3 separate regions of the Mus musculus genome follow, and all the other regions are linked to region 1. Evidence: chromatin loops called from intact Hi-C (ENCODE). Cell type or tissue: heart. All regions are shown on one strand. Each heading gives the region's core, and the rest is flanking DNA. Links, peaks and the distances in the headings are about the cores only.

Region 1 (10,690 bases), core at 2,961-6,960:
AATACGGCTTCCCAAAAGCTGGTATTACAGTCATATGCATTCCTTAACATCTTATTAAAGTAAGAACATGGTGTGTGTTGTCTCCTAATGAAAAGATAGCAACTTTCATTGAGTAATTATGAAGCAAATATTCATAACTGCCTGAGATTTAGGATTTTGAAACTAGATATTATTGGTTTGAATATTAGCTCCTTATTTGAAGTGTCTACGGTTTTCTGCCATTTGGAAAAATAGGACAATGGTGCTCAGAGAACAGTGGTAGCAACAATAAAACAATTGGAATGGGGTCAGCATACCGAGTACTTGCAATGGCTGTAAAATGGGTTTCACAAGCAGGAAACCCTGCCAAAACAATTACTATATACTGAAGCTAGGCATGGTGGGGTATGCCTGTAATTCCAACACTCGGAAAGGTAGAGGCAGGGGGATCAGTAATTCAAGGCCACCCTTGTCAGCTCAGCTGGAGTTTGAGGCTAGTCTGGACCACATAGAACCCTGCCTGAAAACACAAAAGTGAACAGACAAAATCATCATTTAACTGGAAGTGATTTTTATGTGATGAACCTGGCTCATTGTCAATTAAATAAGCACCTAGTCTGGGAAAGTGAGGCTCTGGAGGGAGCTGTCTGCTGTAGCTAGGTTACTGTGTCCTCCCTATGACTTCTGAAGGGGAATCATATTTTATTTATAAAGAAATCTATTTCTATCTCAAAGTGGGAGGACCCACAAAGCAAGCACAATTAAAGTAATTTCAAAATGTTTATTTTTAGCATGAATAATATATAATTTCAATGATAGAAAATGCTTTGTTGTGCATCGAGGATCTGAAGGACAGTGAGAATGTATTTAGCTATTGACACTGATTTTCAGAGGCCTTGCAGGGTTTAGATTAAACTCTATAATGCCATTGTTAAATTGCTGTACTAAGACACACTGTGGACTTCTCTGGAAATCACACTTTGCCAGGAATTTCACAGGGCCCTGTGGGAGCCCAAGTTCTGGCTTGACACTTGCTTGTAACTGTTAAGCACCTCTTTAAGTGAATGTAAACTGTACTAAGACATCAACCATGGACCACAAAGACTGTGAGCAGTGGCTCTTACCTTGGCAGGGGGTGCTGTCCACTAGCCGTTTTGAAAGGAAATTACACCAAGGTCATAACACATGAGCACAGTTACTAGAAAATAAACAGAAAAAATCAAAGATATTATTATTCTCATGTCTTCTACTTCGATTACTTTTAAATAACAAAGGATTGAAGTTAAAAACTAAAGGCCTAATCATTTGACACCCATCACCTAAATAATAATAACAGCTGAGACAAAGCAAGGGGCCACTGTACATTTATTACGTTATGACATGACTGTGCTTTACATAGTAGGCTTACTGTGTATCTATTACATTACACCGTGACTTTGTCTTTTACAGAGTAGGTATTTATAAAGGGAGGTTCAGATACTAAAGTCTGGTTCCCTAATTGGTTCTTGATTTGTCAATAAAGAAAACCAGGAGCCAACTGCTGGGTGGAGGTACAAGTGGGCATTCTGGGTCCCACGTGGAGGAGATGAGGGAAGGCGAGAAGGAGCTTTTCTGCCATGCTTTGGAGGAAGGAGGACTCTGCAATCACGTAAGGCCTCAGGGAGAGCTAGGGCCTGCGGCCTCTGCTATGGGCAGATGGCTAAAGATGTCTGACAGGGACTAATTGGAACTAGCCACTAAGTTTAGAGTGGAATGGAGAGGCAGAAATAATAAATTGGTAAGGGCACGAATTTCCAGGCAGGAGATATTTACTCCCAGCCATTGTGCCTAGTGAGCAAGTTAGAGTAACAGAGCTGTCTGTGTATCTTTTGTCCATGGATTCAAGGGTCCCTGGTCAGGGCTGGCAGTGGCAGATCCCAGAGCTGACCCAGGTGGAACAAAAGGGAGCTGGTAGTGTAACAGCCCCTGGATGAAGGCAGTAGTGTGTTTCTTAAAACTCCATGCAACACTGTACATTTATTACATATGGCCTGACTCTGCTTTACATAGTAGGTTTATTGGATATTTATTGCATTACAGCATGACTCTGTGCTTTACATAGTAGGTATTACTTATTTAATCTTCACAGTAACTCCGTAAGAGTCATTATTAACTCTGGGTTCCATAGCATAGGTGGTGGTGGTGGTGGTATTATAGAAGTTAGGAAACACACGATATAGTATGTGAAGTTGAATTTAGAGATCCAGAGGTCTGGTCCAAACCAGGAATTCTGACCTCAACGAAAATGTGTCGAACTGAAAAGGAGTAACTCCAGAGTATAAAGTTATTTTTATGTAAGGTTCTACGCTTTACTGAAATGCCTTTCCTCCTCCTCTTGCTTTCCTCAACCTCTTCTTCCTTTTCCTCCTCTTCCTTCTCCTCTTCTTCCTCCTCTTCCTAGTCCTCTTCCTTCTCCTCCTCCCCCTTTATCATCATCTTTTTCTTTTTCTTCCTCCTCCTCTTCCTCTTCTTTTATAGACATCTCACACTGTTATACCAAGCTAAATCACAATCCTCCCTCATCCTCCAGAGGGTACAGGTTTATACCACCACACCTAGTGCTGTTACAAAAGTATTATAAAAGCCCATAATACAATCCAAAGTTTTAGAGAGGGGGTTATATTGTTATATAGCCCTGCACTAATATCTGTTGTAGGGGAGGATTTTTTTTTCCTCTACCCGAATCAGATCTTATGAAGCAAAGATTTGTATAATCTTTCACACTTGCCAACACTGCTGCACAATGCAGAGTGAATTACATGTTCTGCCACAGCCCTCTCTCCTCCACTCTCCCCCACCCACTGCTCTGCAGTCTTCAAAAACAGTCTACTTTTCTACCAGGGAAAGAAAAAGAGACTATTAGTTTGTGCTGGACAAAGTAAAGGAATTACTGAGCTAACTACAAGCTGGATACATGTAGAATCAATATAATTTTCCATTGGCTGGCTCAAAAATGTATTCAAATCATGTAGTTTTTGAAATGCTAACCATTGGGATTTAGTTCCTAATAGGAAGGTTTGGGGGATACTTTCCCTGATGAATATCCCCATTAGTGAATTTGAATAGCAAATTGCCTGTAATCATACACAGCAATCTTCATGTTTTATTCATGGTTCCAGAAGGGCATGTGTGTTTTGTCCCTCTACTGGGTAAGACCACAGAAAAGTAGACGAAAAGCAAGGTAGGGAGAAACAGCTGTGTCCTGTTAGTTGATAGACTCTTATTTTAGGATTTGCCTGTGAATTTTAATTCATTCTCAAGTACCCAGAACCCGACTTGGAGGTAGATTCTTGTTAAAAAACATGACAATGCTTAAGAATCATAGATTTTTGTATGAGTCCCTTGAAGCAATACATTAAATAAATGCACAGTGGCTATCTGGGGGAGTTCATGATTTAATTGAAACACATGGAGGCATGCAGAGTGACATTTCACTCACGTGCTGAGTGAGCTCCAGGTTCCTTGTCCAGGTAAACAGCCCATCTTTGTAACAGTAAGACTAGAGGTAGAGAGTAACACAGGCTTCCTACCAGAATAACAATGGCTCCTTCTGCATAGTACTCTCCTAGATGCTCAAATGTCATTTCTTGTTGTTTTCTTGACAAAGCTAGATCTTAATATCTCCACTTTATTCCTCAGGAGAACAAGAGGTATAGAGAATATTGGAACCTGTACAGAGAAGAGAATGTGATACGAGACTGGGGATTGGGGAGGGGGGGTCGCATTCAGAATCTTAGCCACACCACTGAGGGCCTCTGCGGACTGTAACAATCAGACTTACCCTCCTTATGCCCATCCTTGACAGACTGGGAAAAGGCCTCACAGGACTGCAAGAGCCAAAGGCAGGAAAGAACTTGAGAAGTTCACTTAAATTTTCAGGAAGCTGTGGCGTGCACCTTTGGAAACTGTACCCTGTGTTTAGGATGTCTTCTTCAGTTTCCCCTTTTCAACATTCAGTGGCTCAGGACGCTCATTTCTGGGTTTTGTTGCTACAGCCACAGGGTCCTGATCAAGACAGTAGCATTGTGACTAAAGGCTGAGCTCTGGGAGCAGCCTCACATTGACCTAAGTTATCTGTAGTTCTCAGGTGTAATAATGTAACTATGCATGTAGCACAGGCACGGTCCTGCTGTATTGGTGATGCCTGTTTGCTCTTAGGGTTTTTGGACACATGTTCGCCAGCCGCGTGAAACTGTCCATTCCAGTACAGAATTCTTATCACCCACAATGAGTGTTTACTGGTCTCCCTACTACAGATGCTCGGGCACTCAGGTGTATCTTCATGGTTTCACACACTCAACTGTGTTTTCCATAGAAAACACTGCAGGGACCTCCACCCACCCAAACACAATTTATATTTAGTTCTTAAGACAAGAACTTGCTTGATCAAGACTAAAATCAAAGGGAAGATGAGACTGGTGGAGCCTGGCCAGGGAGGAAGGAGCCGAAAAGTCCTGGTGGTGGAGAAACTGCAGAGAAACCTCTGACCCTGGAGCTCATGCAGAGAAGCAACAGCAACCTCGAGCTGACAGAGTTGTATTAGACTATAAATGCTTCCAAATATCTGTTGCCGGGAAGTGGATGACATGGTAAATTGCTCCACAGATTGACTACTCAATTCAGTGATTTCCTGAGTCAGGGGTTGCCAGAAAAGCAAGCCCTGGGATTGCTGTCTCCAGGCCTGCTTCCTCTGTTTCCTGCTGTAGGAAGGCCTGTTTCCTGCAGAGAGACGCCTGATTACAGAGCACTATTTTAGAAGGCTGCAGCCTAGGTGACCCGTCAGGATTTTTGTTTGATATTGATTTGAATAGTGTGGCAACCGTGGACATCACAGGAGTAGAGATTCTTTTAAAAAGTGTGAAGTGGTTCAAAAGCAAACACGATTAGGGATGGGAGGTGGACAGCTTTCATCTCAGCAATTTTGGAGCGTTGGGTTTTGTTTTGGGGAATGGCCCTCTTTTCATCACAGCACGGTGGGTTTTGTTTGGTTGGTTGGTTTTGTTACTGTTGTTGTTGTTGTTTTTAATCAGAACTGAATTTTGAACAATGAGGGTAATATTTGTCTGTGACCAGATCTGAACTAAAGCCTGCCTTTGAGAGGAAGCATCAAGAGGCTGGGGTAAGACGACCTTGAGCCACAGCAGGGGGTTCTGGAGGAAAAGCTGCTTTCATCTCAGTTCAGAACTGCTTTTCTATGCATTCTGGCAGCAATTCTTACCTCACAACCCAAATGAAATGAGAACAATTATCAAACGATGCCAGAAAAATAGCTAACTATCTGTATGAAAACACTACTAGAGTCTTCCTTGATGTCAAAGTCAAAAATTGATCAAGGTGAATGAAGTCATTGTACACACTAAAACAGCTGGAGAGAAACTGAAACAGAGTAAGTTGTTTGTTTGATCTTGCTATGGAAATGAGCTTTCTAAGAAAGAAAAAGGGAGCGTCAAGGGGAAGATTGCTACAATTGATAATGTAAAGAAAGAGCATGCAGACATCTACATGTCTATGAAAATGTCAATCAGTTTTCAATAAGCAGAATTGTTGAATACTTTTGGCAACACATATAACACTGTTACTGTCATTACAAGACAGACTCTTATAAACAGCAAATATATATATATATATATATATATGTATATATATATATATATATATATATATATATATATATTAGGTAAAAATACTTAACCGTTGAGAAATACAAGTGGCTAATAAGCAAACAGTTCAAGGTCATTCCTTGATAATTAAAGGAATGAAGAGGGAGCCAAGAGGATGTCAATTTTTCCCATCAAATCAAGAGAGGTAAAATATTGATATCCTGTGAGACACTGAAGGTAATACTGACAAGGATAAAGATAAATACAATTTTCTGAAGAGCAATTTAGTGTATTTACTTTCTTAAAAGTCTTAAAAGCATTGTCCTTCGATTCAGAGATTCTATTTCTTAGGTTACCCTAAAGGAAAATGATAGACATGCAGAATGAATTACATCCAACCAGAGTCACATGACATCATGTCTTGGTACTGGGAACACCACCAATGTTCAATACCAGGGACATAAATGATAGAGCCACATGACAACTTGTAATGCAATTGTTAGAAGGCATGTTTCTAAAAATGACAAATGGAATCCTGGAAATGTGGGTTTTTTTTTTTAAATAAAATAAAACAAGAAGAATATAAAGCAATGTGTTCTAAATACTGAAAGAGGAGGAAGGCATAGTCAAATAAGAAAAATAATGTATCTATTAAGAAAAGGACACATGGCCCACACCAGAAGTTAACGAAAGTTTGTGGTTTTTTTTCTGTTGGAGGATAGCGGATATTTTACATATCATCTTTATATAGTTTTCTGATTTCCAATTTTTTATAGGCAGAAAGAAAACTCACAATAATTGTTCCTTTATAGATTGTTAGTGTTGCTGTTGTCATCATTTGGAGCACACAGAACGCGAAGCTGCTGCGGTAGAAGACAAGTGTTTGGAGCGGCGTCTGCCGATTGAAACACAGGCCGTATTTGTTCTTTCTAATTGGGGCACTAGAAAGCACTCTGCGAAGTTGGCCAGGATTTTATCAGTTGCCTCTCTGAAATAGTACCTTTAGCTTGTTACAACCCTCAGCAAAACAAACGGCTGCTTTCACGGAATCACGTGGAGATTGGAATAGGGTCCTCTAGGATTTGTTCTTCACTACAGGAGTTCTTGGTTAATCTGACTCACCTGTGTCTCACATCTGGGTGGATACCCCATCCACACTTCCTGAGCATCAGTCCGGAAGTGGGTTTTTACTTTTTGATTTGTTGTTGTTTGTCTTCATTGACATGGGCGCTAAGAACAGAGGCAGATGGAGAGCGTGTCCTGGAGAGTGGGTGGCTCAGCACACCAGGGCCATGGTTCCATGACGTCATCAAGCAGAGTCGGCTTATTCCAGCTTGGGCGGTGCTCGCTCCTGTTGCAGGGGGAAGAGGACCTCAAGTTTCCCATTCAACTCACCCTAAATGAGAGATGCCTTTTAGAAATGAATCAAATGTAGTCCTTAGATCATGTCAGGTATTCCACGGTTTGTATAACACGTACGCACTCACTCTCCGTTTTCATAACACAACAATCACCCGTGAACCTGCTGCCCTGCGTGGCAATCCTCCACCACCTTGTTCTTTGTTCACGCCACCCGTTCTTTGGCTTTCAGAACTCTAACCCTGTTCTCTTGTTGGCGTTTATAGTTCGTGTCTAATTTAAAGCAGGGCAGATTTTAATTTTTACTTTACAGAAAAGAGTCTCACACAACTGGCCTGTTGCTTTCCGCAGCAGGAAATTAAATTCTAAAGATTGTAGACTTAACAGTTCCTTCTCAGAGTTCTAAGGAATTGTTACTGGCTTTCAGAATGAGATGTTTTTGCTCCACTTCAGAGCAAACCAGGTTTAGTGTCTGTTTCTCAGACCCAGTGGTAGTGTCTGCTGGATCATACCTCAGCAGCAGACAAAGCCTAAGGACCAGAAAGATATGAAATATTCAATTTGGGTATTAGGTACCTGCTGATACCCTGGAAACGGGGCCTTGATTAAGAGAAGAAAGACACACATTCAATTGTAACTTACTCGCTCTCCATCAGACTTGAATGCTATGCCTGCAGACTCCTGGGGTATCCAGGGAACAAGTAAATGGCCTGATCCTTCTTATCAGATAGAAGAAAGGACCAGCTTCAGCTAATTCAAGTCCAGTTTTCCTCTGTTGTAGATGGCATAACACTCACCATTATTGTAATAAGAGTTTTAAAGCAATCTTTTATTTTAGATAAGAAAGAGAATTTCGAGAATCCTCTCTCTCTCTCTCTCTCTCTCTCTCTCTCTCTCTCTCTCTCTCTCTCTCTCTCTCTTCTTAGCCACCCTTCCAACTGCCAAGTCACAGCCTCTTTATCAGTATCTATTTCTCCTGCAACCCTGGCATCTAGGGTGCTGGAGACAGCAAGTGTAGTTTTAACCCTGTCATGTCAGTGAAGCCGTCCCTAAAGGCTGCACTCAGCTGCCCTCTGACCCACATTCATGCATTGTCTTTCCGGTTCTGATTTTGATTTAAGCTGCAACAGTTATCTGTGAGTGGGCGCTGGGCTTCCTGTCTCTGGATTTATTTTTGCTGCCCTTTGGACAATAGTGCTGGACACTGGTGTCTGAAAATATAAAGGATAATGATTAGAATAGACTTTAAAATAGCATCTGTATGTTCCAACGACTTCCTGCCAAATGGAAGACTACTTGTGGCATCCTTATGAAGGCCAAACCCTTCTCCATTGCTAGCCTTTGCAAGCCGGCCTTGGAAAGAGGTGCCGTGTATAATCTGTAGCACGCGCATCTGGGTCTGTTGCTGGCCACTAGAAATGCATGTGCTCTGGGGAAATGTGGTGCCGAAAGCAGGGCTTTATAAATTGTTTTGCTGAGTCTGGTTATAAAGCACAGAGACTATACTCAGCAAAAGCAATAAATCAGTTAAATAGGACCCCAAGACAGTTATTAGGTGCCAGGGTAAAATGGGGTCACTATATCGTTTCTACTAGACTTCGAATTAACTGTAAAGTTACTATAACCAAGGCTGGAGTAAAGGAACTTTCTCTGATAAGGATTTGTTCCTTGAGCTAGAACACTGTAGAGAAGGAGAAAAACACATATATAAGAGCCAATGATGAGGCACTCAATGTGGTTGGTGGTCAGGAAAGGACAAGTCCCAAATGGGATAAATACTAATTTATAACTAGTTGGTGTGCAAAAATTTTTAAATCTGATATTCTCAAGTATTGAAAATGGTAAGGACCAATAGGTTCTCAGGCCTGCTAACAGGAAGAGGGGTTGATATAATCTCTTCAGAGAATGGTCTGATGTCATTTCATGGAGTTCAACCCCATGTGTGCATTCCGTCAGCAAACCTCCTCCTAAAACTGTAGAGCAACATTGTCCACAGGAGTTAAAAAATAACTGGAAAATCATTCCAGTGTCCATCAGCAAGGGACAAATGTACACCTGATAGAATATGACTACAGTTCTTTGGACCCTACACTCTTCCTCTGGCTTTTAGCTACAGCCACTGCTGCTGTTCCCATGGGGACAGAATCACCGAGGAGGGCGTCAACTGTGGATGCTGGCAGGCACACTGAACAGTCACGGAGTTGAGAAGACAAAAGGATGACCTAGCTTCTGATAAAGCTTGTAGAGAAAAGACTGCTGGTTGAAATGGATACTTTCTGTGGGTGTTAACACTGTTTTAAAAGGCTAACAATATCGAATAGTCAGAAAAAACATATATACTACACTTTCCTCTGTGCCAACTAAAAGCAACACTAACCAGAGATTGAGATTTTTCATTTAAAGATGGAGCTTTGATCTGAAGAACTCACTCTCAATTTGACCAGAGTTAAAGCATAAATTAAAACTAATTCATTAATAATACATTTATATAATTTTACCTATATGGTTTCTGTACTGGGATTTTAGTCCAGGTACACATAGGGATACTATATGAGTGTGTGTATGTGTGTGTGTGTGTGTGTGTGTGTGTGTGTGTGTATACACAATGTGTGTGTGTGTATGTTTGTGTGTGTGTAAGTAATTGTTTATGTATTTATAAATCACTACTCTTTGTTTCTGGAACTTTACTGTTATATTAAAAAAAACTGTCAAATTAAACGTCACAGTTTTCCTTTTCTGAAACAAAGAATGGTGGGAAAGGGAACTTTTAAATTGTACTTTTTTTTAAAAAGTGCCATAGCCATTGCTCCGTTTAGTTGTAAAAATCTGTGGTTCAGCTGCTTCAAAAGAAACATCAGGAGACCTCTACTCCTGGCACTTCGTGACTCCAACTGAAAATGGTGTCCAGTGATGGCTGAGAAATTGTAGCCTAAAAATGCCTTCTTAGACTCGCTGAAGGTCAGAAATGTCCTAGCTTCATAAATGAGAGATTTAGACTACACAGACCACAAAGCAGAGGATTTTTGTGTTGACACTAAAAAGCACAATTAAATTGTCATTATGAGGAGGTACACAGGGAAGAGGGCACCTACAGGCAGAGATAAGCAAGACATCTCACTTCCTTTTGATAGGGTCTCTGTGCAGACAGATCGAACAACTCTGATGTCTGGATGACTCTGCAGCTGGGTGGGAGGTCACATATTTTAAAACTCAAAATAGCTTGACAGGATGGAACAATGGGCCAAATCTAACAAGATAACAAGTAAAAGGGAAAGATAAAAGCCTGCCCCGAGGTCCAGAAAATTAGTAACACACGGGAGGCTTAGGAGATTGGGAGCCCAACTGGCAGGTTGAGGTACGTTATACTCTGCATATAGGTGCCTGACTGTGGGCGTGAAGAGGGGCTCTGTCCAGCCCAAGCAGGGGTGCATTCCTAGAGCAAAAGCGTGTGTGCTTGGAAAAACATGTTTGGAGTTTTGGTTCACTGTGAATTCTGAGTTACTACCGTGTGGTTCACCAAGAGCCGGTGAAGTTATTACTCAAAATGAGTGTCCAGAGCCAAGGGAGTCAGTACTCCAGCTCAGTACTCCAGCTCAGTGCTCCAACTCAGCACTCCATCTCAGTACTCCAGCTCAGCACTCCATCTCAGCACTCCAGCTCAGCACTCCATCTCAGCACTCCAGCTCAGCACTCCATCTCAGCACTCCAGCTCA
Region 2 (10,690 bases), core at 3,458-7,457, 410 kb after region 1:
CCACGGTCTTGAACTCATGACATCTGCCTACCTCTGAATACTGAGATTAAAGGTATGCTACTATACCTAGTATAATTTATTTTAAGGTTAGAAATGTAGCTTAGTTGGTAAGGGGCCTTTATAGAATCTATAATGCCCTGGGTTCAATTCCCAGCACCATATAAAACCAGGCATGGCAATGGATGACTATTTTCCAACATGAGATTGTATAAATAAACACAGAAATAATACACGAGTCATCCAAATAAATACAAAAAAGACACTGGGCCTTGTATACGTCAAGTTTATATTTACGAGTTAACTTCTTGAGTTTTTCATTTATAAGATTAATAATAAAATCTTAAAGTGTTGCTGTGAGGCTTAGGTGAGATGTCTGGATATTGATTTGACTTCTTTCTGCTTTTATTCATCATATAGGTCTTCCTCAGCTTCTTTGTCATAAATGAATAAAAAATAAATAAAAGTAAACCAAACCAAACCAAACCAAAAAACCAAATAGGCCTATCATGAATAGAACAAGGCAGATCCAAGCTGTGGGCACAGAGCTCTGCCTACTGCTGTCCCTCCCCACCCCCGTCCTGTGTTTCACTGGATAGGTTTGTTACCCCCCCCCCCACTCCCCCCCCCCAGACTTGTGTTCTGGGTCTTTTTTGCTCAGCAAATACAGAATCAAAACAAGGAAGGAGAAATTCAAAGTAACCGAATGCCTGAGTGAGCTGATGCTGTGCAATATTTACACAAGAGAGGTTTGTTTTTTTAACCAATCAAGGCTCTTATTTCTAGACACTGATGTCATTTAGTTAACCCCGTGTGTTTTAGTTGAGGTTTCTATTGCTGCAATGAAAACACCATGACCAAAAAAGTAAGTTGGGGAGGAAAGGGTTTATTCAGCTTACATTTTCATCATGAAAGGAAATCAGGGCAGAAGCTCAAACAGGGCAGGAACCTGGAAGCAGGAGCTGATGCAGAGGCTATGGAAGGAATGCTGCTCACTGGATTGCTCTCCATGACTTGCTCAGCCTGCTTTGTTATAGAACTGAAGACCACAAGCCCAGGGATAGCACCACCCAAGATGGGCTGGGCCTCCCCAACAATCATTAATTAAGAAAATGCCTTATAGCTGGATCTAATGGAAGCATCTTCTCAGTTAAGGTTCCCTCCTTTCAGCTAACTCATTTGTGTGTCAATAAAATCAGCTATCACAACTGGCCCCTTGTCAACTTGACACACAAACACATCACTATTAAGCCCCAACCCTTCCTTTGTTATTGATCCCCAGGATTTCACATTAAAAACATAAATAATTTTATAAGTCCCCCAATCCTTACAAATTCAAGCACATTAAAATTTCAGGTCCTCATTTTCCCCTCTTGCCTTACCAGTAGCTCTGCACTGGGACTGTGTGGTTGGGTGACTGTTTGGTGGCAGTGGCATGTTCCCAGACACCATGGGTGGCTCAGTAGCCAGGCACTGTGCCCTTCACCCTGGAGCACCAGTCTTTCTCCCAGATGAGAAATGGCAGCATATTTCAGCATTTCGCCATGTTCCGATTTATGCAGAGAAGGGTGCATTTCACATGATGTTTGAGGGTCTGCACTGTTCACATGCAAAACTGGAAATTGCTGCAAAGAACCCTTTAAATTCAGCTAAGCAAGATATGAAAAAAAAAAATCCCATTTTAAATTTGTTGCCTTGTGAAGAATACGCCTGAACAGAGGAAGACCCAGGACTCAGTGGCAAACATTCTGGCTGCTGCCATGGCAATGACCCAACTGACACTTGTGAAATTGTAAGCCAGGTGTGTGCAAGAATGTTCAAGAGGGGAAAACGATCACAAGGAACGTTCTGGGCATATTGGCCATGATTGCTGGGCGCAGCCCTGACTGGAAAGTCATTGCCGTTGATGGGGATGACCCAGACGCAGCCAGCTATGACGATGCTTCTGATGTTCCGGCTACTTAGAAGCTACTACGTACAGCCTGGTTTGGGGGGTGTAAAATTCCTGACAGAGAACCAGACAGGTTTACATTCAGTGCAGAATGTAAAGTCATGGATTTTGTAATTGACATTATTTAAAGTGCTCATGACTACTAGAAAGCATCAGTGAGTACGAAAACGGATGGAAGTGGGAATTAGCTGTGTGAAGACCGCGGTGTCAGAGAGCCACTTTATATGCAGTCCTGATGCCGCTGAAGCCATTGTGGATACTTTTACACAGCCATGTGAGTCTGCTGGCTCACGACTGACAGATGTGGATAAGTAGTTCCAGCACCAGAGTAAAACATGACAAGTTTCCCCTGGAATGCAAACTGAAACCACTGTGTTCTGTTCACCTGGAAGCAGTAGTTGCGGAAGTAAAAGTAGCTTTTCAAGGCTTTAAAGGTCTATAACTCACCTAACGAAGCAGACTCTGCGACGAATGTATAAGGCTAGCCATCCAGACACTTGACATCCGAACAGCTCTCTAGCCCTATGTGACACGGAAGTCGCTTGAGCATAGATGTGTTAGGTGAACACATATTGGGTGAGTACGTTTTCTGTGTTAGAAAATAAAATTATTTTGCTGAAAAAAATCTCTCTCTGAAAATCCACAATCTCTTTCAAAAAAAAAAAATCAGTCTTTCAGCTGTGGCAAGAATCAAAATTAAATTAAATATCTTCCTCAAGAAAGAAGAATCAGGAAACAGTTAGAATCTGAACTAAGCAACACAAGGCAAAACTCCAACAGTATAAATAACTCAGTGTCCAGTTATCTGGGATTCATTCACGATCTCTCGGCCTCTTTCAAGGAGCTCTGCCCTCTGTAGCACACACAGCTTGTCTTCTAGGCTCTGCCTGGCTCCGCTCCACTGCTGCTGCTGTTCTTGGTGATCATCCCATGGTACTGGCATCTCCAAAACTCTGGGGTCTTCTGCTGCAACTGGACTGCACTTTCACCAATAGCTTCTCACAGGCTCTCTTCATGGTGCCAAGCCTCAACTTCTTTGCATGACCCCTTCAGTCCTGGGTTGTCACCTGTACTGAGGCTGTGCCTTCACCAACAGCCTCTCCTAACTGCTCGCAGTGCCAAACCTCAGCTGATCTCCATAACCCCTTCATGCCTTCAGAACTAGTATCGCCTGGTATGTCTTACATATTATCAAGTCTGGCTGCGTATGAAGTAAAAAACCGTGGTCGCTTCCGGATCCCAGCTTGTGTGTACTGACCCTGAACAAACACTTACCTCAAGTAATGCCTGTCTCTTCTCAATCACCACTAACTTTTTTTTTTTTTTTTTTTTTTTTTTTGGAGACAGGGTTTCTCTGTGTAGCCCTGGCTGTCCTGAAACTCACTCTGTAGACCAGGCTGGCCTCAAACTCAGAAATCCACCTGCTTCTGCTTCCCAAGTGCTGGGATTAAAGTCGTGTGCCACCACTGCCCGGCCACCTCTAGCTTCTTAGCTCCAGCTAGCCAGTATCTATTGTCCCAGGTTTCACTTCAATGTTGCCAATCTTTTGCTAATTATGGCTGAGTCTTCAGCTCCAGCTGACACGCGTGACAGAATCTCACGTTAAAATAGCAAATGCCCGTGATAGAGTCTTTAAACTTCCCTCTGAAACTTCACAAGCCAGGCCTCCATCTTCTGCATTGCTCTCATCATTATCCTCCAAACTCCTACAGAACAGCTTACCAAGCTCTCAGCACTCAATGGCTTTTCTAGCCTAAAGTTCCAAAATTCCCCCCAAGACAGGATCAAGTCTATTGCAGCCATACCCAACAACCCTGGTACCAGCTTGTTTTTGTTAAGGTTTTCATTGCTGCGACGGAACACCATGACCAAAAAGTACGTTGAGAAGAAAAGGTTTCTTTGGCTCACACTTCCACATCACCGTTCATCATCAAGGGAAACCAGGACAGGAACGCAAATAGGGCAGGAACCTGGAGGCGGAGCTGATGCAGAGACCCACAGAGGAGTGCTGCTTACTGACTTGCTCCTCATGGTTTGCTCAGCCTGCTTTCTTATAGAACCCAGGACCACCAGCCCAGGGATGGACCCCACAATGGGCTGGACTCTCCCCTATTGATCTCTAATTGGGAAAATTGCTTACAGCTGTATCTTATGGAGATATCTTTTCAATTGTGATTCCCTCCTTTCAGATAACTTGTTTGTCTGTTAAGCTGACCTATGACTAGCCAACACACTGTCTCACAAAAGCAAATACCCACAAAAGAAAATAATGAACTTCCCTTACACTCACATGTATAGGTAAACACGCACTAGGGTAATTATCACTTATAGATTAATGAGACTATTTTAAACATCTTTTGTTGTTGTTGTTGTTGTTGTTGTTGTTCTGCAATAGGGTTTCATACAGCCCAGGTTAGCCCTAAACTCTCAATTTACAAGAGGCTGCCTTGAATGGTGATCCTCCTGCCTGTCTCCAATTCTGGAATTACAGACTATGACATCATGCCCAAGTTTGCTGAGCTTTCTGAGAATAAGCCTGTTTATATCGTTGATTAGGTCAGAAGTAATGAACAGTATAGATGGGAAAACCACTGATAATTTGGTTTCTGCAAGGATCATGCTATAAAACTATAAGACACAATGAAATGTTTCTGAGTCTCATAATGAATCGTTCCAGCTATAATTTGATCATTTATTTTTAATATGCCTTCATCCCAGATAATTTAGCAATAAAACTTAATCTTTAGAACATTAAAAATGATATTTAAAAAGAAATGTTGGGGAGGGGGCTGAGGGGCTGTCATGTAGCTCAGATGGTCTGGAAGTCAATAGCTGAGGGTAGCCTTGAACTGGCTTTCCTTCTAAGTGCTGCATTTTACTTTCTCATCAATGCATAATTGTATATTAATCCATCATTATCAATTCCATATTTCACATATTCATATATAGAGACCGAAAAATAAAAAAAAAACATTTTACATTTCCATTGAATTCCACACAGATGAGATAAGAAGACTAGAAAGGACTCACATTTTTCAAGGTGTCCAGCCTTTTCATTTTGGATTAAAAACCAACCAGACACCTAAGGTCAGGAGAAGTCCATAACCAACAGAAATTATAAAAAGAGCAGCATTTTAAAATGAAGGCAGCATGCTGTTCCTAGGCAGTTTCCGAAAGTAATTGATTTCGTGTTTCTTATCTGCAGGTCGGTGGTGGTTTTGGAACCTTGGTCAGCCAGTGAACACTTTTGCACATGTATTTCTTTGAATCCTTTACCAGCTGAGAGGCTGATGTTTTATCAGAGGGAAGTGTAGTGGTTGCTTTTCATAGCAGCACAATACAGTGCTTTCTTTTGGGTGGGACACTCTGTCCAGATTTCCTTTGTACCAGATGGCTGCCTCCCAACACCCAAAGCTCCTGGGATCACTAGGGATCCAGATGTGCTCACTTCTGTAGCTCAACAGCTAGGAGGAGGCAGCTCCCTCCCTGCAGAGTCAGCCTTTAGACTTCATAACCATGGGTAGGCACACTTATAATGTATTTGATCATTGTTCACTTCTGATTTTGATCTGCAAAATAAGCGCCGTGTGGGGTTTTAAAATGTTTAAATTTTAAGTAGATGACTGTGGATAAGGCATTGATGAACACCTGTCAGGGACTCAATCCTGAGTCCCAGGGTTCAAGGCTTCTCCTTTCTTAATTCGCCAAACTTGTCCCTAGTTCAATTATACTGTTTCCATTTGACAAGTTAATTCATTTTGTTCGTTAGTAAGTACAATGCACTTTGATTTTAGGAAAAAAAAAAAAAAACAAACTGTGAATTCACTTCAATGTGCCCCAGATTGGATTTGTTTATTAAAGCTGGTCTGCCTTATTTCCCACTTGTACCAATTAAAAATACTAATTATTTCTGTGCTAGTATTCCAGGACCATCTTTCCACGCATGAAAGTTTTTGAAGGAATCAACATTTTAATAAAACGGACTGGTTTGGGAAATTAGTCTCATTTTAAAATGTTTTATGTCTGTTCTGGAATTCTCCTCTATTGGACGGAGTCACCAGAACCCCGTGATTTACACAGCGTGGCTGTAATTGCTTCAGGAAGGAACATGCCTCAATCTTGCTGCTAACCAGTTTTCAAATGAGGTTTCCGCATTTATTCTCAAAAATCTACTATTTTTCTAAGACCTAATGGCTACTTTCTGAATTCATAAATCAACTCCATTTCTTGTTCTCATGAGGAGTCCTCCAGGTCTGTATGGAGTCCTCCAGGTCTGTATGGAGTCCTCCAGGTCTGTATGGAGTCCTCCAGGTCTGTATGGAGTCCTCCAGGTCTGTATGGAGTCCTCCAGGTCTGTATGGGCAGGAAACAGGTGACTCACGTTTCTGATGTAAAATGGCGGGCGGGCGGGGGATGCAAAGATGATATTCTCAGCTGGCAGACGATGACTTTTCTCAGAGATGGAATGAACAATCTTTGTTTAAAATTTGTAGGAAAAAAAAATCACTAAGTCAGTGCAACAAAGGGGAACTAACTCCATGTTGGGGGAAGGAGACAGATACATTTTTATTGCTATAAACTTTTGTGTGTATGTGGGTTATTTATGATGTGTTATTCTCAATGACAAGTTTGTTCTCATTTAAGTGAGACTGTAAGCCCATACTTCATTTACCCCCTCTGATATCCTGTTGCTTGAGAGAAGAGAATATTTTGGAAGAAAACCATTTCAGTGGGACAGACAATAAGTTAAGTCTCAGAAAGTGAAGGGACGGTAAGAAGGCACTTTCCTTAAAAACTGTGTGTAAATGAAATTTTACTATATGGAAGTGCAGCCAGGGACATTGAACTCCCACACAGGAGAGCATTCACTCAACACTGAGTTCTTAGGTAAGTAACACGGTGGCAGCGTTTGGAACGATCATGGCTGATGCTTGCTGCCCCCAAATAGTGGTGGGAAGAGTAGAACAACTGAGTGTCTGCCTGGGAGCACTCGGGAGCCACCTGCCTTCTGAACTCTGAGAAGAATAACCTGAGCTCAGCATGGAGGGAAACCCAATTAGCAAAACTATCTAAAAGAAAAACCCCTGTGGCACTCACTATTTAGAATAAGGTTATTTTAGAGTTGTTGGCAAGACAATACATTAAGTTATCCTTTAGTGAGTTTTTACAGTTGGTTTTCTTGGGCTGTTGATGGGAACAGCACATGAAGGAGATGCAATTCTAGGAGAGGAAATTAGGCCATTGTTTTACTTTGGGTTTTACTGTTGCTGTGAAGAGACACCATGACCAAGGCAATGCTTACAAAAAACAACATTTAACTGGGGATGGCTTACAGGTTCAGAGGTTCAGTCCATTATCATCAAGGTGGGAGCATGGCAGTGTCCAGGCAGGCATAGTCCAGGAGGAGTTGAGAGTTCTATATCTTCATCTGAAGGCTGCTAGGAGAAGACTGGCTTTCAGGCAGCTAGGATGTGGGTCTTAAAGCCCACGCCAACAGTGACACATTCCTCCAATGCTACACTTCCTAATAGTGTCACTCCCTGGGTCAAACATATTCAAACCATCACAGTCATATTATATAAGATGTGTTAAAACAAAATCGCATGTCTTTAAAAAAAAAAAAAAGAAAAAGAAAATACAAAGTTTCTCGGCAATCCTGGCTGGCTTTAAACGTGGAGGCCTCAGGAAAGTTTGCATAACACATCCCTTGTCCTGAGCTCAGTCACATAAGGGAGATGTTATCTTGGTTTTCGAGGCTCCTGAGAACATCCCTGAACCTAAACCTGTTGATTGTGTTATTTTGTGGTCTGACTCTCTTTACCTCATGCTCCAGGTCTTGCCTGTTTTGTTAGACTTTGAAGATAACCAAACATTTCTCACTGAAACATTCTCTAAATTCAGGTCATGATGTCACATACCTTTAATCTTCGTGCTTGGGGGACAAAGGCAGGCACACCTCTGTGAGTCTCTGGCCAGCCCTGTCTTCACAGCCAGTTTCATAGCTATGGAGACCCTCAGCTCTCTACGTTGTTTTGATCCTTTAAAGTTTCTCATTAAGTTAATAATTTATTTAAATGTAGAATTGTTTTTAGTGTAAATAATAAGGGTATTTAAAGAGCATCAGACTATATAGAAATTATAGCTACATCACAAAACCCTGGGTGTTGTTCCACTATTCTTTTCCTGACATTTTTCCTTTATTCCTTCATGGGTGACTTTCTAGTTTCGTGAGTTTTTTGTTTGTTTGTTTGTTTGTTTCCAGAAAATTTCTGGTCAAAATAATTTTCTAAAACCAGAAATTATCTGCGTACTTGTAAGGCAATAATGTCAATTTCACTTGACCTTAGTGGGATTATAAACAGCTTTAGGGGTGTTTTGGGACCTTTAAATCCAATGTCCAGTTGTTTTTCTCCTCTGGCTGAAAGTGAGGACAGCATACCCAAGTGTGCCAGCTGGAGGTCCTCCACCCCCTGGGAGCTGAGGACCTTAGAACTGTAGCTGAAGGTAGTCTTTTCTCAGATGTGAGCCTTTGGGGAGTTGGAAAGTGCTTCTCTGGCCTGCTGGTTTACTTTTGGAAAGAATCCGTAGGAAAGTTGTCCAACAAAAGTAGTGATTGGAGCCCATAGGGACTTAAAGGAAATCATCACAGAAAGGCGTTGAGGCTCTCTGTCCCCTTTTCCTGATGGTGCAGAACGAACTGAGGGACGAGTGTCACACAGCCTTATTTGAGTACAAGTTGAGCTCCACATTAGAATTACAGACTGAGCGTGATGAGCCTGCATCCAAGGTGGCCCAACAGTCAGTCGACAGGTTTGTCATTTCTGCCCACATCGTTTATTTCTTAGGATGCTGCTTACTTACATTACAGCAATGATGGCTTTCGTCCTTCTACTCCTGAGAACCAACAGACCGGATGGACACTTTATGCTTGTTTGTTTCTTTAATCTGTTGAGATAGGTTTTCACTTAACTCAAGCTGACCTGGAACTTGTTCTAATCCTATCTGCACCCCAGGAATGCCAGAATTGTGGGTTTGGGCCGCTGCGCTCGGCATGTCTTCCCTGGTGCCCAAGGAGTCACAAATGCTAGACAACTCTACCAACTCAGCTACTTCTCCAGTCCAATATATCTGTTCTGTTTTCAATAAGATATGAAAAACAGACAGAAAGACAGCCAGTCAGTGACAGGGGAGAGGAAGAGAGACTGACTTTCAAAGGCAGATTATAGGTAATTTTGAAAATAGAAAGATAGTACATAGTAGCTGTTGTTTAATTGTGTGCATGTGAGCTGGGGTGTGCAAAGACAGGGCCTAGGGTGATTGTGTGGAGTTGCCTCTCTCTCCCTTTACATGGATTCTGGGAATGGACTATAGTTTTCCAGGATTCCCTGAATACAGCTTTACCTGCAGAGCCATCTCGTAGGTCCCTGATTTCTTGTTTGTTTGCTTGCTTGCTTGCTTACGTGCTTGTAATTGAGGTGGTAAGGCCTGTTGATTCATGCTTGTAATCCCAGTGCTTTGAGATGTGGAGACAGAGAGATCAGAGTTTAAAGTCTCATAATGGGTTTAAAAATCAGTCTTGGCTTACAAGGACTCTGTCTTTCCAGATAGAAATAGAAATTATTTGAGAAACTTGGAAACAAAAGAAAAACATACAAATGATCTCAATATGCATTAATTTAAATATTCATCTTTTCCTCCAAGTACAAGTTTATATTATGATTGCTTTTATTTAACATGATATGGATGCTATTTCTCCATATTACTAAAATCACCTCAAAGCCAAGTGTGGTGACCCGAAACTTTAATCTCAATGCATGAGAGGCTGAGCCAGGCGAACATGGAGACTAGCCTGGGTAACCAAGAGCCATGATATCCCAAAACAAACCAACAAGGGCCAGGAATGGTAATATAGGCCCTTAACACCAGGACTGGGGGTGGGGGGGCGGGGAGGCAGAAGCATCAGATCTGGGTGTTCTAGGCCGGCCCTCTCTACAGAGTGAGTTCCAGGACAGCCAGAGCTACACAGAGAAACTCTGTCTCAAAGCAAAATCAAAACCATCCCAAACTTAGAAATGGCCGTTTGCAGATAAACACTTAGTCCACATCTACTCGGTCATTTCATTGGTAAGTGTTAGGTCAGGTTCCTCCTGCAGCTCCATGTTCCTCTTGTTTGTTTGTTGTTTTTAATTGGGGCCTTGAACCCTTGATCCTGCTGCCTTAGCTCTTTGAGTACTAGTGGATTACAGGTGTATGCCACTTAGCCCAGCTAAGTTTATGAATTATTTTTTTAGATTTATGAATTATTTATTTAGGACACATTATCCAAATTGAGATAAATGAGGTAGGATCATTGAACATCTTAAAGCTCAGGAAATATAATGGCTTTCAAAAACGATTAAAAATTAATGTTAAACAGTCTGTGAGAATGCGGGCTTTCGTCAAGCCTGCATTGAAACGTTGCTATTTTAAAATTTAGGTCTGTATATTATCCTGATACCATTTTCTTTCTAAATACAGGCAGTCTAATTAAATATCATTATTGCTAGCCCTTGTCTTTGCATGGGAAAGAAAGATAAGTATGCAGTATTTGAAATCCACGGGTTAGGCATTTTCCCTCAGCTTTTCTCTGTATCTATCACCTGGTGTTTTGGGATGCGCAGTGATGAATCCTCAAACTAATTTCTGATCAGCATCAGCAATCTCTGAGGCCATTTTTCCATCACAGCAAGGGCAGGAGCTTAG
Region 3 (10,690 bases), core at 2,801-6,800, 53 kb after region 1:
TGCAGTAGAGTCATAAGATAATCTTTGAAAGGGGAAAAGGCTGGTCTTCATTTGTGGAGAGCTGTAGTCCCAAGTATCAGAGAAGTTACAGAAGGGCTCAGTGAGCCCCGTACTTGCCCATACACTGGACAGATGTGGAATAATTTTCAGTCACAAAAAATGAATTTGTTCAGCATGAGCAGTTTCACAGCAAAAAAGAGCCTCTGTGTGTGTGTTAGTGAGTGAGTGTGTGTGTGTGTGTGTGTATTATTTAGCATACTTCCAAGCTTTTATACCTGAGATTTCACAAAGGATCACAATCTTCTAAGTATGATGGATGTAGGAGAACTTTCTAATTCAAATACATACCTGCTAGGCTCCTCTAACTTCACAGTGGGGGTAAGGTCTCAGGTATGGAAAAGTTCTAGTAAAAGTTTAATCTCTAAAACATCCATTGTTAAATATGAGAAATGGCCACACCATAGAAATGTGTGTAAGTGATAAATTTGGGGAATCATCTCATTTTTATAACACAAGGAAACTCACAGCAGAGAAAAGCCTTATGTGCAGTAGATGAAAACCTCCATCAATATATCCTACCTCACTCAACACAAGAAAGGCCATATGGCGAACTTTCAGTTGCGTGACTGGAAAATACTTCAGTGGTCACTTCACTTATATCAGATTTCACATAGCAGTAATGCCTTAAATACTTGACAAATGTCGGAAACTCTAGAGAAGATGCTTTCAATGAGCTTACCATGTGAAAATGCACATTGACTAAATACCTCATAAGTATAGGACTTCTAGTAACCTTTTGAGTCGACTCTTTCAAGCCCATTTAATACCAGAGATTTCACGGTGGAAGAGAGAGAGAGAGTTAGAGTTTGGAAAATGCATGCTTTGTTTGACATCTCATGAATCACAAATAGTTACTAGTAGTAATAACTTCCTGTTGAAGCCAGTGATCAGAAGTTGAACTCTACCTTAGTTGTCTGCTGAGGAGAGATGTCCTGCTTGAGTTATGTGCATACACAGTGCTTTCAGGAGGACTCTGGTCCCCAGGGTTATGTGTCATCTGTCACCACTTACTCTCTTCTGGTTTCTCTAGAAACTGACTTGTCCCAGCAGTCAGTTGTGCAGTTTACCTCCATCCCTCCAAAGTACCCGGGGAAGGTAGATTCTATGCTGTCTCCTGATTCCTTGGAAAGAATGGAGGGATCTAAGCTTGCTAGAAGTCCACATTCCCTCCTCCTGATGCCTTTAGTGTATATATGGCACAGCTTCTGAAAGAAACCTTTGAGCTTGGATCTGCTGCAAGTATCCAAAGGTTTTCAGTCTTTGGGGTTTCTTAACTGTGTGTGCGACTGCTGGGCTGGATTCCTTCAGTCTCCAAAACATGCACCCTTGGGATTTCTGGCTTTCATTGACCTGTTGATGCAATGACTTAATGCTTACTTAACTTTGTACTGTTCTTTTCAGTATATGAAAGTGGCTTAGGAAAAGAATTGACTTTTACCACCATGCAGGAAGGGACACCTTTTGTGGGCACCTCAAAGTTAGTGTCTTAGATAGAACAACAAGGTGGCAGACAGTCCAACATCTAATTTGGTCTAGTTAGCATTGGTGTCTAAGGACTTTGGACCTGGCTACGACTGTTGGTCTCTCAAAAGCCTCTCCCAAGGTTACCCCAGTGAAGGGAATGTTAGTATGATAACATCTAATGCTTTAGTCCCTTCATTTAGGGAATAATCAACATTCCCAGGCTTAGTCAATGCTCTATTGCTGTGAAGAGACACCACGGCCATGGCAATTCTCATAAAGGAAAGCATTTAACTGAAACTTGCTTATATTCAGAGCACAAGGACCTGAGCTTAAATATCTAGCACCAGGTAAAAAGGTAGGCATGGTCACAAGGACCTGTAACCCCAGTACTGGGAGGGTGGAGCCAAGAGGATCCCTGGAGTGCACTGGATGGATACTGAGCTCCAGGTGGGCAACAGAGCCTGCCTAAAATGAATGAAGCAGAGGACAGAATGAGACACATGCTCTGGCCTCCACAACTCTGTGCCTACATAACACACACAAAAAGAGAAAGAAAGCCAATAAACAACTTTTTCTTGCTGTAGGTGTAGGGGTTTTCTTCCACTGTGAATGCTTGCTCCTTACTGTATCTTCCCCTGTTAATTATTCATGTTTTCATAGGCATAATTAATGCAAATTATATCAATAACAGTAAAGGAGAACAAATCATGTAATATGCTTGGGAAATTCCATTAAGGCTTTCACCATACTGATGTTGGCAGTGTTATGACTTGGTTTTAATTCACAGACATGCACATGTGAAGTGTGGGGGAGAGAGTATCTGGATAGTGAGTAAAGTAGATTGAATTCCACTCCAGTTTCCCCTCTATCAAAGTCATTGCTATCCTCAAAACCTTGGGTGTGTGTGGGGGGGGGAACAGAACTATAAATGTGTTGGCTGAGCTCAAAGGCCTGATATTTGTAGGAACGATCATAGCATTGAAAGCATAGGCTCAGCTTTTCCTCTTACTGTGAGAGTAAACGTCAGCATTCTGGAGACTGCCTTTTCAGGCTCTGAACTTCGTGTGTTGGGAAGATACCTTAGAGCTAAAATGACACCACCACCACCACCACCACCACCACCACCTGGTAGCATCAGCCTGCCAGAGAGGTCACTAATGAGACAATGGGGGTCTTTGGGTGTTTTTAACTTGTTGGTTGTATTTGTTTCTTCTATGTCTAGTTCCCCCCAGGAAACTTACTAGGGGGAGTTAATTACCCCAGCATAGGATATGAGCTTTCCTTGTGTTATTGACTGATCTCACAATAGATTACCTAGAACTTTAATATTTGTATTCTAACATTAGTTTAGATTGTTATCGGTCTTGTTTGTTTTGCTTAAGTGGAGACTTGTGCTTTAAGAAGGCAAAATGCTGATGTGTTTGGGATGCATTTAGCACATCACCATCGAGAAGTTTTCATTTGTTAGATTCTCAGCAAGGCTAAATGTGCGTTCTAGGCATGGCTGTGCACTGTTTGTGAGTTCAGCATTGTAAACATCAGAGTGAGGTAGAGCCCACCCCTCTGTGACATCAGAGATTAAGGAGCCTTAAAGAAAAGGGCTATACCTGGTTTACTCCTAACTCCACTGGAGCCCCGCAACCCAGCCTTCTCAGCCACGCACTGGTTTTCAGTGATTCAGATACAACAAGGTCTCTGCGTTGGTTGTGATGTTCATGTCTCAGTGGCTGACTGGGCTGAAATTAGGTTAACTAAGCACAGTCTTGACAGTGTCCCTGGATAATTTTAAACACATAAACAAAGTCTCCCTCGCAATATTTAAAATTGAGGTTTCCTACATAACTTTAAGTCAATTCTCTCTGTTCCTCCCTCCCTCCCACCATCTCCTTCTGCCTGTGCTTGCATCCTCGTGTCCCTGGTATTATTCCTTCCACATGCATGTGCCATGAGTTCTGCTACTCTCCACTCCCTTGCCATAACCTCTGTGTACTTTCATGCCCTGCATCCGCACTCGCCCCCATAACCTAAGCCTATAGAAAAGTTAGAGCCAGGATCTGCATGTGAGAACAGATCGTATTTGTCTTTTTGGCCATTAAGTGATTTGATACAATCTTAGTACTCCATTGAGAAGGGAGAAAACCCATATCCAGTTTCTTCTTCTGGAAGTAGCCCAAGAGAAGATTTTATTTATGGTCGATACACTCGTGAATAAAGAGGGGCTAATTGTAATATTTTATCTCCTCGATCATACTCATTACAGGTGGACTTGGACTCCCCTTCAGTATCGGTTACTTTCCTGTCACTGTGATAAAACACCTTGACCAAGGCCACTTAAAGAAAGAAGAGTTGGTTATGGGGTTGATTACAGTTCCAGAGGCATCACTATTAGGTTGGAGAAACTTGGCAGCAGGCAGCCATGGCAGGAGGAGCAGCCAGGAGCTCACATCTTGAACCACAAGAAGCAGAGAGAGCAAACTGGGGATGGTGAGAGGCTCTTAAACCTCAAAACCCTCTGCCCCCAGTGATGAACTTCCTTCTCCTTGACCACACCTCCTAAGCCTCCCCAAACACTCAGCACCTATTAGGGATCCAGTATTCAAATTCCCGAGATCATGAGGGCCTTCTCATTTAAGCCACCAGTGTTGGTTCTGCAGTTTGGAGAGGCTTAAGAAGTGTGACCAAAATGGGGGATGTTTGACCTTGGGGGTGGGCTTAAATAATGCACATTCCAGTTTAAACCTTCCTTAGCATGGACCTATTCTCGGTGCAATCTGCTGCACTGTTTTATAAGAGCATCCACGCTGAATACTGAATTTTGCGTAACTGCACAGAAGCTACGAGTTTGTGGTCATATCTGTACTTACATAAAAGCGAAAGCTCTCACTTCTGCTGCCGCTTGCTCCATCTGTCCAGCCAGGCTCTCTCCCTTCACCTCTCCTCAAGCCATTTTCTCCTCAGGTTCTTTACAAATGGTGCTGGACAATAGTGCTGGACCCTCAAATGGCCATTCTCTTCCAGTGTGTTCTCACCTCCACATGGGCGTTCCCTGGCTATGCTGTCATCTAATGCATAAAATGGGACACACACATGAGCATTATGTAGCAACAGTTATGTTGTTAAAGATAATTCAATAATATTTTGGTTTAGTCCAATATATCTAAAATAGTATTCTTTTCAGAGTTGAGTATGAAATTGTGTTCACGATAAGTGCACATGTGCATATGTGTGCCCAGTTGCATTCATGTGGATGCCGGAGGAGGGCACCACATGTCCTTTTGTACATCTTTCTGACTAGTTGAGCCAGTGTCTCTCACTGAATCTGAAGCTGCTTCAGCTAACAGTAAGTTCTAAGGACCTTCCTGTCTCTCCTCCCTGATACTGGGGTTGTAGGCTTGCACAGCCATGCTAGGCTTTTATTCGGATACACTGGATTCAAATTTAGGTCTTTGTGCTTGCATAGTAGACGTTCTTCTCCACTGAGCCATCCCCTGCCCTGTTAAAGCAACTATTAAGGAGGTACTTTGCATTCATTTGTTCTTCATAGTAAGTCTAACCATCTCTGAAAGCACACCTCCATTTGGACTAGTAATGGGGATTTTTTAGGTTGTATTGTGTGTAAATGTTTTGCCTGCATGTATTATGTCTACCATGTATGCATCTGGCACCTGCAGAGGTTTGAAGGGAGTGTCCCATCCCTGGAACTGGAGTTGTACACTGGTGTGACCTGCCATGTGGGTCCTGGAAGCCAAACCTGGATCCTCTGCAAAAACAAGTGTTCCTAACCACTGAGCCACCTCTCCAGCCCCACTCACATTTTAACTGTGTGAGGTACATGTGGCTGCTGACTACTGCATGAGACAGCACAGATATAAAACAACTATCTACTTTACTCACTCTGTCCAGCTACTTCAGCTACTCCAACTACTCTGGCTACTCCACTCCTATAACACTTGTTAGACTTTGGGATTATCCTGTTTATGTCTTTGCCAAATTCTCTTTGTTTGTTTGTTTCATTGGTTTTGATATGTTAAGTCCCAAAGACCAGGGGCTTCATTTTATTCTGTCATGGCCACAGAACTCAGTACACTGTCAATCAATCTTAAATATTTGGTAAAAGGACTTCAGTAAGAAATCATTGTGTTGTTAGACTAATGGGATTCGCATGTGGTTTCTGTTTCTCACCTTTCCTCCCTTCTGATATCTTCCATCTAGGGAGACTTACACAAGTACTGACTGTCTGTTTCCTTTCGTTTTTTCAAGCTCTATCATAAGTAGCCTGCGTTGTCTGGACCTTACAGAGTTTCCAGCATTGGTTGGAATTGGGTTGGTTTCTAGGGGAAGTACTCTCTGAGCTACCTTTGATGTTATCTCAAGTTCACATTCCACTTGCACCAAGCAAGAAGAAGACCTTCAAAGCAACCTTCTGGGATTTTTCCTGTCTTTCTTTTCCCCATTGGCCATTACAAAGGTAAACTGCCCATTGTTATGATTTCAGCCAATGGTCTGTGGTCAGTTGTGGGCCCTGCAAAACTACCAAAAGGCTGAGCATTTCCCTGCATTGCTGCTCTGGAGCAGCTCCGGGCTTGCTCTTAACCTCTGTGTGACAGTGCACAATGGGTTCAGATCTGTTTGTGCTCATTGCCTCCATTGTAAAAGGAAAAGCACACTAGAGTTTATGTCCAGTGTAGGAGTATAGAGAACGGAACCACAGACAGAGGCCCTCACACACAGTCAGGCAATGTGGTGGGTTGACCTACCATCTAATGTCTGTCCAAAGTGCAGACAGAGTGTTGGAGTAGAATTATGTTCTAAGTAGAATAGGAAAAGTAAGTGGGCTTTAGAAAGAATTCCTGCTCTTTCTATACTTAGAGAGGTTTACAGAAGTGTTTCCTGATTCACCCTGCCCTTCCTAACACCTCTTCTCTCCACACTCTGCTGATCTCTGAATTATACTGCATCCTAGCTCGGGAAACCTAGTAGACTGGATTGACTGAAAACCTAGTAGAAGGGTTGCTGCATTTAAGATTGGTCTGTTTTCAACTTAGAGTTCATTCATTCATTATGAGATAGACCTTTGTCCTCCTACTATGTGTAAGAATTGGAGATGAGAACAGAAAAAAAAAAACAAAACAAAAACAGTTTAATCATTCAGCTAGCCGTGATTGAGTGCCTTGAAGGAGAAGGTGGTTTCACAAGATTGAGTTGAGCCCCTTCTGTTAAAGGCCATATGGGAGAGAGGCTTTAGTGGGGGTGTGGGGTAAAGTTCTAAACAGTGGGAGAAGCAAATTTCAGCCTACTGAGGTGGGAAATAATCTAGCATAATCGAGAGACTATTAAACAGTGGCCCAGGCTGTACCCCAGGGGCCTCCCAGGTCAGTAAAAATGAATCAGAGCTTGTTTTATGCTTTTCTCCACGAAGGGGCTGAGAATTTACGGCCCTTAGTGATGTTCCGCCACTGTTTACCTGATACTTGGAGTTTAGCTTCTACATGGTGTGACAAGCCCATCGAAATTTTGACTTTCCCATGTGCCTTAGTGGTAGACCTATAAATCCCTTCACTTCTGTTTGGAAGTTCTCTGAGCCAAGTCACCTGCTTGCAATAGCAGGCTGTGGGCACTAGGGGGCAAGGGAACGTTTTCCTACATTTCTTTTGGTAAGCCAGTGAATGGTGACTGTCCATGGGCTTTGACCTTTGACCTTCACATTGAGTTAATGAGGGAGGTCATACCACATGTGCAGGCCATCGCTTTTCTCATCTTATTGAAGCATTACAAAACCAAGCCAGCAGATCTCTGAGATTACAGGTATGATTTAATGCTCTCTGAATTCAAGAAGCTGCCTCAATCGGGGGTCACTGAAGCCGTGGGGGTTCATGATAATGGTTTAGAAACATCAACAGAACATATTTCAAAGGACTTCTCAAAATCTTTAACTCTAGTCTCAGGGACTAAAAGGGACACATAGTCTAGAAAACAGGGTCTTCAGCAGCCTTCCAAGACTGTTCCCTGCTAGGATGGGGACTGGGAGCGGAACCAGAGAGATGCTGGAATCTTAACTGTGTTATTGGCAGGCCTAGGCCGTCTGAGTTGATAAACCATTACTAGGAACACAGTGAGATTTCCACTTGGAGTTAGGTGTTGCTGGGTTTTTGCTGCACTTCTGGAAGCTGTGTTTGCAACACATAATAAATAATGATACCTCTAGGGGAAACAGAAAAATAGACAAGGCTACTCATTACTGCAAATTGGTCATGGAGTGACTGGGTGGTGCAAACCTCACACCGGTCATATTACAGTGATTGCTGCAGACAGCAGTCCTATGCCAGTCACGAGGAAAATCAAATAATTAGCAGATGTCATCAGTGCCAATCTGTTGGTGTTTAAAAATGGACCGAGTGAATCAGCAAACTATTTAGGAAAGTAAGGCTGTGCCGATCATTCTGTCATGAGAAGCCTTGTGTGAACAATATGGCCTATGTGTCATTAGGGTACTTCAGCATGACCATGAGAAAGAAAATGGAGGCCTGTATATCCAGCATAACGACAAGAGCCAGCTATGTTTACAAGTACCACACTGCGCAGATGCCTTTAAACTTTCAAACAGTATTTAAAACAAATGACTAAGGCAATGTCTCACTGTGATTATTGTCACTGTCACCATTAAAAGCAAATGACACAGTTTAAAGTGAGACACAAGCTCTCCTCTCTAGATGCATTGATGATGGAATAGGAATAGGCGTGGACATAAGAAGTATGTAGATAGAGATGAAGTGACTACAGGCACAATAAAAATAGACGAGCATCACTTATGGAAATGGAATAGAGTAGCCGTAGGCCTAACACTGAGGGACTCTGTCTAAGCATCATTGCGTTTACACTTGAGAGCAGTCCTGTGTTGGCTTCCTATTATCCCATTCTCCTCATAGATGTAGGGGAGGAGACTTGGGAAAGTGGTCCCAGATGTGAAAACAAGTCTGCCATCTCTAGTGGGACACTATTCCTTCCAAGCACTTTGTCCCTGCACAGGTACCCTACATTTCTGCCGCAGTGTTTGCTTGTGTCTATGTAACAACACCGCATCTTCTAGGTGCATTTCTACTATTCTGATGTTACCATTTGTACCATTCCTAACAACACAAATGTAAACTCTGTTGTGTTTGAGGCCAATTCTGCATTCGGTTGTAATCCTAGCAAGTCCTTACCATGTACTATGAACTGTGCTAAACATCTCACATACCGTAGTTATGTAGGGTAAATGTTATTCCCATTTTACACATAAAGAAGCTGAGGCTTAAGAGAAACGAAGTGACTTTCAAATAGTAACAGATCTAGGGCACAATTAAACAAGACCCTGAACCTGGTCTGTCGGCACCCAAAGGGTCACATATTCCCATAAAGCTGTGCTGCTCAGGTGCTCTGCTGACCGCTAAGGGGCTTCATTCAACATGGGCTTCACCACCAGCTTCTCCATGGATAAGATAATTAGGACGAAAAGTAGGTCTGTGTCTCCCCACAGCGACCCGGATGGCATCTGAGTCAGTGTGCAAGGAAGAGATCTTTGTCATTTTTCCAATTATCTCTGCTTGGGGCTATGTTCCCTAGGGGCTCTCAGGCTATGGGAACTGGTGAGAAGTGTAAACTCAGTGAACTGAAGGAATGGTAGACTGTCCCCAGTGCGCACATGCTCCCAGGGAAAAGAGTGCTTCAAGCAACAACCGGGGTTTATTTTTCTTTTTTCTTTTATTGTATATTTTCTTTTACTTACATTTCAAATGTTATCACCTTTCCAGGTCTCCCCTCTGGAAACCCCTATCCCATCCACCCTGCCCTGCCTCTATAAGGGTGCTTCCCCCACCCCTGACCCCTGCCCACTCCTGCCTTCCCTCCCTGACATTCCCCTACACTGGGGCACCAAACCCCCTAGTCCCAAGGGCCTCTCCTCCCACTGATGTCCAACAAGGCCATCCTCTGCCACATATGTGGCTGGAGCCCTTTGGTTGATGGTCCTATTCCCGGGAGCTTGGGGCGTCTGGCCAGTTGACACTGCAACAACCGATTTTTTAAAGCTATCCTGTCGCAGTAGTGATGCTCAACTGTGTGAACTTTCCCAGGAGCAAGTGAGTAAAACCATGTACTCACCCCAAGTGGAGCACCAAGGACAAAGAAAGGAAACAACCGAGTATCACTGGACACTAGTGAGAGCACAGAGCAGTGGCTACTCACAGGAGAGGGGCGAGGTGACATAGGAGTGACTGTCCCACTGAAGAACTGTCTTCCTTCAAGCAGCCATCAGCTGCCTGTAAACCCCCTGGTAGGAATAGGGTCTCTTAAGCTCCACCCCTTCCCCTTCTGTGGTGGAACCTTAGTGGTCTCAACCTTGTGTCGTCCCCCTGTGGTAATTACAGTCCCAGAGGACAGTGGGCAGCCGTGTGCATAGGACAGCATTCCACAACATGGATAAATCGGGACAGGCGCAGGATAAGCAACGTGTTGGAATCTTAGTCCTCAGTAGAAAGAGGATGTAAAGGTGACTTATTTCACTCTCACTGCAGTGAGGAGAGTAAGACACAGACATCCACAGTTGCAGAGTTTCTGAGTGGCAAATGGGGTTGGAGGAGGGAAGGCCGATTCCCAGGTGCGTGTTCCTTCCACAACAAGCCGTTTCCTCCCTCGGGTGCAATTTAAAAGGAAAGCACAAACTACCTTCAGTGACCTGATTAGATAATTAAGTTTTGATATTTATTTATTTATTTATTTATTTATTTATTGGCTTTTCAAGATAGGGGTTTCTCTGTGTAACCTTGGCTCCCGACTCCTGGAATTAAAGACATGTGCTACCTTGTCTGCCATGTTTTGATTTTTTTTTAAATCCACTTTTTAATATAAGGCCACTTTCCAATTAAACATATCCTAGGAGCATGGACTCAGACACATCTTAGGGTTGTCTGACTTGGAGCATGAGTCTTGATGGATTATCAACAGACTGAGATCAGGGAAGGGCATAGCGTAAGGGAGGTGGTGGGAGAGCCAGAAGTGGGGGCAGTCCACTCTCACTCCGGCTCTTCATATTCTGGAAAGCCAGTAGGTCTTCTCCGTCTGCTCGGCTCACGAAGGGATTTAGTTCTCTTCACTGCCTTCCCCGCTAAGTGATCATAAAGAGACATTG

Evidence for each region. Hi-C counts contacts between places; a loop is a spot of excess contacts. Peaks named below come from ENCODE experiments on the same cell type or tissue, not always from the same donor. Only the 100,000 strongest peaks of a DNase experiment are listed, where the experiment ranks them.
Region 2: it touches region 1 in a loop (14-fold over the local background); 2 of 42 quality-filtered maps call a loop at or near these places.
Region 3: a loop joins it to region 1, with 3 times the contacts of the local background. A loop is called at or near these places in 2 of 42 quality-filtered maps.

Annotation. Positions count from the first base shown.
Region 1 is chr10:21,540,984-21,551,673 of GRCm38, forward strand. No RefSeq gene overlaps it. Among named protein-coding and RNA genes, the nearest start is that of Gm33892, 25 kb to the right of the region's middle. In heart, for the core only: no CTCF peak of the experiment used is centred there; a DNase peak (open chromatin) is centred at 4,678.
Region 2 is chr10:21,947,385-21,958,074 of GRCm38, forward strand. All of the region lies in intron 2 of Sgk1 (serum/glucocorticoid regulated kinase 1), which reads left to right. It also overlaps the pseudogene Gm18511. Among named protein-coding and RNA genes, the nearest start is that of Gm46215, 70 kb to the left of the region's middle. In heart, for the core only: a CTCF peak has its summit at 5,411; a DNase peak (open chromatin) is centred at 5,327.
Region 3 is chr10:21,593,982-21,604,671 of GRCm38, forward strand. All of the region lies in intron 2 of 1700020N01Rik (RIKEN cDNA 1700020N01 gene), which reads left to right. Among named protein-coding and RNA genes, the nearest start is that of 1700020N01Rik, 6.2 kb to the left of the region's middle. In heart, for the core only: no CTCF peak of the experiment used is centred there; no DNase peak of the experiment used is centred there.